Linked DNA regions of Mus musculus: region 2 is linked to region 1. Evidence: chromatin loops called from intact Hi-C (ENCODE). Cell type or tissue: heart. All regions are shown on one strand.

What was found. A loop is a pair of places that touch in the nucleus more often than their neighbours do. Peaks named below come from ENCODE experiments on the same cell type or tissue, not always from the same donor. Only the 100,000 strongest peaks of a DNase experiment are listed, where the experiment ranks them.
Region 2: it touches region 1 in a loop (1.8-fold over the local background); 1 of 42 quality-filtered maps calls a loop at or near these places.

The regions. Positions count from the first base shown.
Region 1 is chr2:52,988,531-52,992,530 of GRCm38, forward strand. The region is part of intron 1 of Fmnl2 (formin-like 2); the gene reads left to right. Among named protein-coding and RNA genes, the nearest start is that of Gm52511, 18 kb to the right of the region's middle. In heart, a CTCF peak has its summit at 1,981 (motif pointing left); DNase peaks (open chromatin) are centred at 2,941 and 3,451.
Region 2 is chr2:52,882,234-52,886,233 of GRCm38, forward strand. The region is part of intron 1 of Fmnl2 (formin-like 2); the gene reads left to right. Among named protein-coding and RNA genes, the nearest start is that of Fmnl2, 26 kb to the left of the region's middle. In heart, no CTCF peak of the experiment used is centred here; a DNase peak (open chromatin) is centred at 2,178.

The sequences.
Region 1 (4,000 bases):
GGCTGTGCTAGAAATGGGTACTGTACATCTTTGTAGGCATTGTAGACTTTTTATTTTGTCTTCAGTATTTAAAAATATAGAATTTATTTTCTAAAGTTAAAATCATGTTACTTCTACTAATTGCAAACTATAGCTATGTCCAAATACAGAAACATTTCCTGATTGTATCTAGGGAACTCTGTTGCTTTAATTTTATGTAAGTTTACTTTGAATACTGATTACCAAACATAGCATTAAGATTTGTTGTCTCCAAGAGACATTATTATCTCTCAGGGATGACCCTGCAAGCTAAAAAGATACTTGAAAGTAAAAAAGATTAAGGTTTCTGTTTTCTATTCTGTCTTAAATAAGGGTGGAACCAGTTATTTTTAATATTTTTTCTTCTGAATTCTTTTCTTGACCTAGCTAAGCTATGATGATAGGAAACAAATCTTTTTTTTTTTTTTTTTCGAGACAGGGTTTCTCTGTGTAGCCCTGGCTGTCTTGGAACTCACTTTGTAGAGCAGGCTGGCCTCAAACTCAGAAATCTGCCTACCTCTGCCTCCCAAGTGCTAGGATTAAAGGCATGTACCACCACGCCTGGAGAGGAAACAAATCTTAAAAGTACATGAAAAACCTGAAGAAAACACGAGAGATGTGAAAACAAGCAAAAACAAACAAACAAACAAACAACAACAACAACAAAAACCAAAAACCAAACCAAACCAAAGCCAAAACTAGATCCAGGTCATAGCAAATGCATTATACTCTCAATTCTTAGGGGCTTGAAATACAAATCTTTTAGAGGAATTATTTCTCTTAGAAATCTATTGTCTACATGTGTGCAGAAGTGTTTCATTTTAGTCCTGTGAGAGGAATGGCCCCTCCGCCATTGTTGGGGTTTGTGATTTGGGTTGTTAAAGTAAATTTCACACTTTGGAGATGAAACAGTCCCCGTGGTCAGGCCTCTGTAAAGAGCCAGCCACGGGTTAGGAACATGTGTTATCTTATTAGGTGACAGTTAAGGAGATCAGGCTGTTGAAGAATCCTTAGAGCTGGCAAGCTGTAAGTTAACATTCTTTTAACTGCTAAAGCCTCACATTTTATTGGCTTTGAAACCACAGTCACACGGGCAATATTTGCTTCCCCCTCCCCCCAAGATGTATTGGTTATGCAGGATATATTAATTATCCTGATAACAATCAGATAATTTCTTCATTGATTAGCTTCATTGGATTCAGGTTATACATCTATATTTGAGTGTATAAGTGCTGATATGTATAAAATTTTCGCAGCGTTATTTGGCCTTTTATAATTTGCCTTTGAAACTAATAGTTGCATTGGACCTGATGGTTACATTTGATTGGTTTGAAATAGTGTGTAGTTGTGGCTGGTTAGTCTGAGGTAGGACTGGGGAGAGGGATCTTGGACATTGTCGTGCCTTTGTATAGGGCACATGCATTTACACAGCGTATTTATTTCTCTCCCTTCCGGTTTAGGTGCCATGCAAGGAGTAAGCTTCTAGCCAATAGGAGAGTTCTTCCCATAGGAGGTGAGGCTACCTGAGAAGAAACAGTTAGAGTCTCTAAGTGCAGCTGAATATTTTCTACTTAGGCATATGTGTAACCAGTCACTGGGATGGAAGAGATACCTATGGAATCTGGGCACAGCCTGCTTAACCCTCCTGTGTGAAGAACTGCTAGTTGCTTAGTGTTCTTGGACAAGTTTTCTAAACTCTTAGAGAAATAGCAGAACCTTCTTTGTGGTAGAAGGAATTGGGATTAAAGAGATAGGCAAGTGGGCAGCCATGAAAAAAATAACTCCTGGCTGTGAACACAGAATGGAAAGGGGGATGGTACACTAAATAGGAAATGCCTTTCTAGTCTGGAGAGATGGTTTAGTGGTTAAGAGCATTGGCTGTTCTTCCAGAGGTCCTGAGTTCAATTCCCAGCAACCACATGGTGGCTCACAACCATATGCAATGGGGTCTGATGCCCTCTTCTGGTGTGTCTGAAGACAGCTACAGTGTACTCACATACATAAAACAAATAAATCTTAAAAAAAAAAAAAAAAAAAAAGGGGAAATGCCCCTTGGGATAAACCTTTTTCACTCCCAGACTGGGGCTCCAGCATGATTGGCAGTTTTGTCTTCATGTCCGTTCGATGTCACTGAGTCTGCATTTCAGGGAGGAGCCATCGTTGGCTGGTGTGTCCATCAAAGAAACTGTTAGCTCGGCCAGCCTTATCACATATCAGAGGGAAGAAAGGCCAAAATAAGTAGAGCTGATGCTCTACAGCCTCAAGGATGGTAGGGGTGAGAAACAGATGTGGATAATTAAAAGAGAATTAGGAACATAGAGGTGACTTCCCTGACTTCCTTCAGTGATGAACAGTGCTGTGGAAGTGTAAGCTGAATAAATCCTTCCCTCCCCAAACTGCTTTTGATCATGGTGTTTCATCACATCAATAGTCATCCTAGTAAGACAAGGTATATATAGTATTTTACTCAAATCTCAGTACACTGTGTTCAGGCAGGGAGTGAAGATTTGAATTTCCTGCCACAGTTTATGATATGCCTGAATATAAACTTTCCCGGAAGTCTTTGGCCTGGGAACTGACCTTTTTGGTGTTGTATGTGAGCCAAGCATCTAACAGCTTTGCTGCATGTGTATCCTGTGAGCCCTTTTTTCAGTGGTGAGCCATGGTTTGAAGTTGGGAACCGTCTATATAGCTTTGTCCTCCATATTGGCTGGCAGTCCATTTCCAGGAAACAGTTCATAGGGATGAAAGGCATGTTAACCAACATGAAAATACTTAGACTCCAGGAAAGTTGTTTATAGACTAGTGTGTGAACAGGATGCCTGATTGAAAAAAGGACAAATATAGCTGGGTGGGGACCGAAAAGCAGATCTGCTGGGTAGCCGGCCAAGTAACATCTGGCCGTATCACAAACAGAGAGCGGCCGTCTTCAGAGCTGTGTTGTTTTTGTTCCGCTCATCAGGATGGTTTTCTCAGCACGGCTGGGCTGCTGTTAAGGAGGCTGGTAAAGCTGCTCCATTGCCAGTTTTACCCCCTTCAACCCCTGGCCAGCTTCACCCTCCTGCTGGTGCTGTTGGTGGAGGCTAAGGGAGTTTGCTCTTATGGGTACCTTCCTGGGATGCTCTCTGGCATGGCTGAGAATCACTGGCTTGCTTAATGTTCTCTGCCCCACTCTATTGTTATGTGGAGAGAAGCCAAATGAAAATGAACATCTGGCAGAGGAAACTTCCTGGTTTCAGGAAGGAGTTTGCTAGGGTTATGGTTGTCCTTTTCATCCTAATATGAACTGCTCTGTGAAGTGTTGCTGCACAGTTAGTTATTCCAGGGTCAGGGAGCCATGGTGGGGGGGTTGGAGGGGTGGGGTGGGGTATTAGGATCGCAGCCTGGGTCAGGTAAACACTGTCAGCGGGATCTGTGGCTTTTTGATGCTCTTCCTTCCTGGCTCGGTTTCCTGAGAGGACATTGGGTGTGAATTGGCTGGGAGCACTTGTTCTCTTTACCAGCCGGAGTTATTAGTTAGGTTGGCCATGAGAAGGCTCAGTCTCCTAAATTCACACCCACGATTTTACCTTAGTAACTTGGTTTCCTTGAAGTTAAGTCAGTATTGTGTGCTGTGCCTCTATTTTCTTGTTAAAATGGTTTTAAATTGAATATGGATAGATACAGAACTGCATAGATTCCTTTTATTTTTTTCTTTTTAAAAGATTTTTAATTATTATATGTAAGTACACTGTAGCTGTCTTCAGACACAGCAGAAGAGGGTGTCAGATCTCATTATGGATGGTTGTGAGCCATCATGTGGTTGCTGGGATTTGAACTCAGGACCTTCAGGAGAGCAGTCAGTGCGCTTAACCACAGAGCCGCCTCTCCAGCACCCTAGATTTCTTTTCTAATCCCAGCACCTATGAGGCTGAGCAGCAAGAAGCTTCTGTTGGAAGCTTTGAGGCCAACCTGGGATACGTAGTGGAGCCCTATCTAAACC
Region 2 (4,000 bases), 110 kb before region 1:
CAAAACCAAAACAAAACAAAACAAAACAAAACAAAAACAAAAACCATTCTCTCATATATTCCACCTGGACCACAGTTTCACCTCCCCCCTTCTTCCTCCCCTCTCCCTCACATCCAACCCACTTCATCTCTCCTCAGAAAAGATCACGCCTTCCAGGGGCATCAAGCAAAATGGCATAATAGGCTACAGTGAGACCGGGTACATACCATCACATCAAGGCTGGACAAGGCTAACCCATTAGGAGGAAAAGGGCCCACAAATAGGGAAAAGAGTCAGGGGCAGCTCCCGTTCTCTCTGTTGGGATTCCCACCAGAACAGCAAGCTGCTCATCTATAACATACATGCAGAGGATCTACACCAGACCTCTACAGTCTCCCTGATCTCTGTGATCTCCCATGAGTCCCCATCTGTTGATTCTGTGGGATTGTATTCTCACGGTGTCCCTGACCCTTCTGATTCCTCAGATCCTTCCTCCTCCTCTGCAGGGCTCCCCAAACCCTAATGCTTGGCTGTGGGACTCTGTATCTTCTCCCATCAATTGCTGGATGAAGTCTCTCTAGTCTCTTTGAGGATGCTTCTCCTAGGCTCCGTTCTCAGCACTCTCTGCAGGGAGGACAGACTATTGGTAGGAGGTTTTGTGGATGGGTTGGTGTCCTGATCCCTTCACTTGAGGCCTTGCCTGGTTACAGAAGATGGCTGGTTCAGGCTACATGTTGGCCATTACTAGGGGTCTGTGCTAAGGTTACCTTTGTAGATTCCATGGAGTTTCCATTGCACTAGGTTTTCACCTTAGCCCTGAAATGCACCCCCTCAACTCCAGGCGTTTCTCTCTGTATTTTCTCCCCCACTGCATCAATTCACCCTCAAAAATCTATTCTATTTTTCCTTCCCAGGAAGATGCTTGTGTCCTTTTGTATGCTATCTCTGTTAATTAACCTCTCTGGGTCTGTGGATTATAGCATGATAGTCTTTTACTTTACAGCTGATACCCACTTACAGGTGAGTCCATACTGCGTTTGTCTTTCTAGGTCTGGGTTACCTCACTAAGGATGATTTTGCCTGCAAATTTTGTGATGTCGTTGTTTTTAACAGCTGAGTTAATATTTCATTGTGCAAAGGTACCACATTTTCTTTATCCATTCTTTGGTTTGAGGGACATCTAGGTGGTTTCCAGTTTCTAGCTATTATAAATAAAGCTGCTATCAACATAGTTGAGCAAGTGTCCTGGTGGAAATTAGTAGATATTGGTCTTTGGCAAAATGCATAGATATTCACAGATGTGAAAATGAACATACAGCCTCTGTAATCACTCATAGGTTTTCAGAGGCCGTGAGTCACAGGTTCAGAATCCTTCCTCTGTATAGTGGTGCAGAGGCATAGCTAACTCTCACTAGTCCTGTGTTTTCTGGAGCCCAGGAGCATGGAAGATAGCCAATACGTTGTTCAGTTAGTTCATGGGGGTTAAGATGAGCTCCCTTTTGGAGGTAGAGGGATCTCTCCATCAGAATAGACTCAGTGCATTTCCCTTTGTGCTTGTTTGGACATACAGTTCACTGATGTTGCATTAAGCAAAGATAAATATTAATCCTGAAGGAATTGTGCCCTGGTCTAAAGTCTCCTAGCAATACCTTTTATGTGTCTCAGATTGTCTTTGAACTGCTGATCCTTCTGCCTTTACCTCCTGAGTCCTGGGTTTCTAGGATTGTGCTATCACATCTAGTTTGTAGGGTGCTGGGAATTGAATCCAGAGCCTCATGCATGGGAGGCAAGTACTGTACTGAGCTATACAATAGCTCTCTAGCAATGACTTTATCTTGCTTGTTTAGTGTAGGAGGCTACCATATTCCTTGTGTTCTCAGTCTTGGCTCTACGGTTTTTTATGTTCCTGTTCTTTACGTGGACATGTGATTAATTGCAGCAGACAGCTCAGAACCAGAATGGAAAAAATGTGGATTTAAGAGGTGTGCTGGCCAGTTTTCTGTCAACTCAGCACAAGCTAGATTCATTTGGGACGAGAGACCCTGAGCTGAGAAAATGCCACATAAGATTGGCATGCAGACAAGTCTGTAGTGCATTTTCTTAATTAGTGATGTGGGGGATTGGGTAGTTCCAGCCCTGGGCTGGTAGTCCTGGGTCCTATAGGGAATTAGATTGAGCAAGCCAGTAAGCAGCACTTCTCCTTGGCTTCTGCTCCTGCCTCGAGGTTCCTTTTTCCCTGTTTTGAGTTCTCAGTGATGGTCTGAAATGTGGAACTGTAAGCTGCAAGAAACATTTTGCTCCCAAGTTGCTTTTGGTCATGGTGTTTTGTTTTGTTTTGTTTTGTTTTTTAAAGGAACAGAAACTCTAAGACTGAAATTGGTACCAGGTTATGTGATATTGCTGTTTTGCAGTGACAAATCTGACCATATTTTTGGGAGGGTTGTAGAAGGACTTGGAACTTTGGGCTGGAAAAGCTACCGTGTGCTCAGAGATCAATCAGTGGGAGGCTTCATGGAGGAAGTTAGACAAGGCTGCTGAGAACAGTTCAGATAATGGAGAGAGCCAGCTTGTGATGTCTCAGAGTCCCTCAAAGACTCTATTAGGGACATTTGATATTTCAATATCAAGTCTAGCGTCTGGTCAGCAAGCTGAGCAAACAATGGGGAACAAGCCAGTAAGCATCATTCCTCCATGGTCTGTAGTTCTGTTCCTGCCTCCAGATTCCTGTCTTGAGTTCCTTCCCTGACTTCCTGTGACCTGTGGCCTGAGCTGTAAGCTGGAACAAACCCTTTCTTCCCCAAGTTGCATTTGGTCATGGTGTATTATCACAGTAATAGAAACCAATTAAGACAAGAGGGGCCAGTTTCTCTTCTCTTAATGCCTCTGCCTGGAAAGGCTCCTCATTTTAGTTGATAAGGTTCTTAGGCAGTAACTTGCATCAGAGGACGACTCACTTGGAGAACTTGGAGTCCCCATGAGCACTGGTAATTTGTAAAACGGGTTGGAAGGGCTTGTGAAATCAGGCTGTTTTCCTGTATGAGGTCATCACTTCTTAACTGCTTCTCACCTGTGTGAAAACCACACCTCAGGGCTCCAGGAAGCTGACTGTGCCTGGTTCAAAGAGATTCTGTTCTCTGGTATGTGTCAGTCATTTCTCAGTGTTCTCTGTGATTGCATCTCAGGCTCATCAATGAAGGAGGTTGTTAAGATCTGCTTGCTTTGGACCAATTTCCTAATCAATGCAGGCAAGGGCGAGGGTAGCTTGCACAGGCCTGTGCTGATGTTGCTGTTTGCTGGAGTTGGCCCCTTAGACCCACCATCGCTTAGCCTGGAGATCTGCTTCTTTGCAAATGTGGTCCCAGGATGAGGAACATAGGCACCGCCTTGCTACTTGTTAGAACCGTAGATTCTCTTTCTTGTCCTTGCACACAAAATCAACCTACCTGTTAACAAGAACTCATAATAAGAGATTCATATGTGTGTTGATGTCTGAGACTTATTAGTTTCCCCATAGGACTGTCAGGTGAGCGTACAGAACAGCTTTGCTGAATGAAGTCCGGTGGTTTTCACATTTCAGAGGTGATGGGAAAACATCTGGCTGATCGACATCTTTCATGTGTAAATTGGCATAGAATGAAAGATAACCCAATAGATGTCTGTTAGCTTCTCTTTTTAAAGCTTCATAACTAAAACATATAGAATCTCTTTTCTCATAAGAGGTTATCTTTAAAGATGTGTTATAACTTTTATTTATGTGTATGCATGTGGCTGCATGAGTTTATGTGCACCAGGTACAGTAGGTGCCAATGGAGACCAGAGGGTGTTGGGGTCTTTGGAATTGAAATTACAGTGGGTCACCTGATAACCTAGGGCCTCTGTAAGAACATTCAATGCATGGGTTCTTAGTAGACATAGGAGGCTGATGGGAAAAAATTTTTTTTTGTTAAGTTCTTGGCCAGACTGGCCTACAGAGAGCACTGGGGATTTGTGAAACAGGTCAGCTGTGCAGTGAGACCCCATC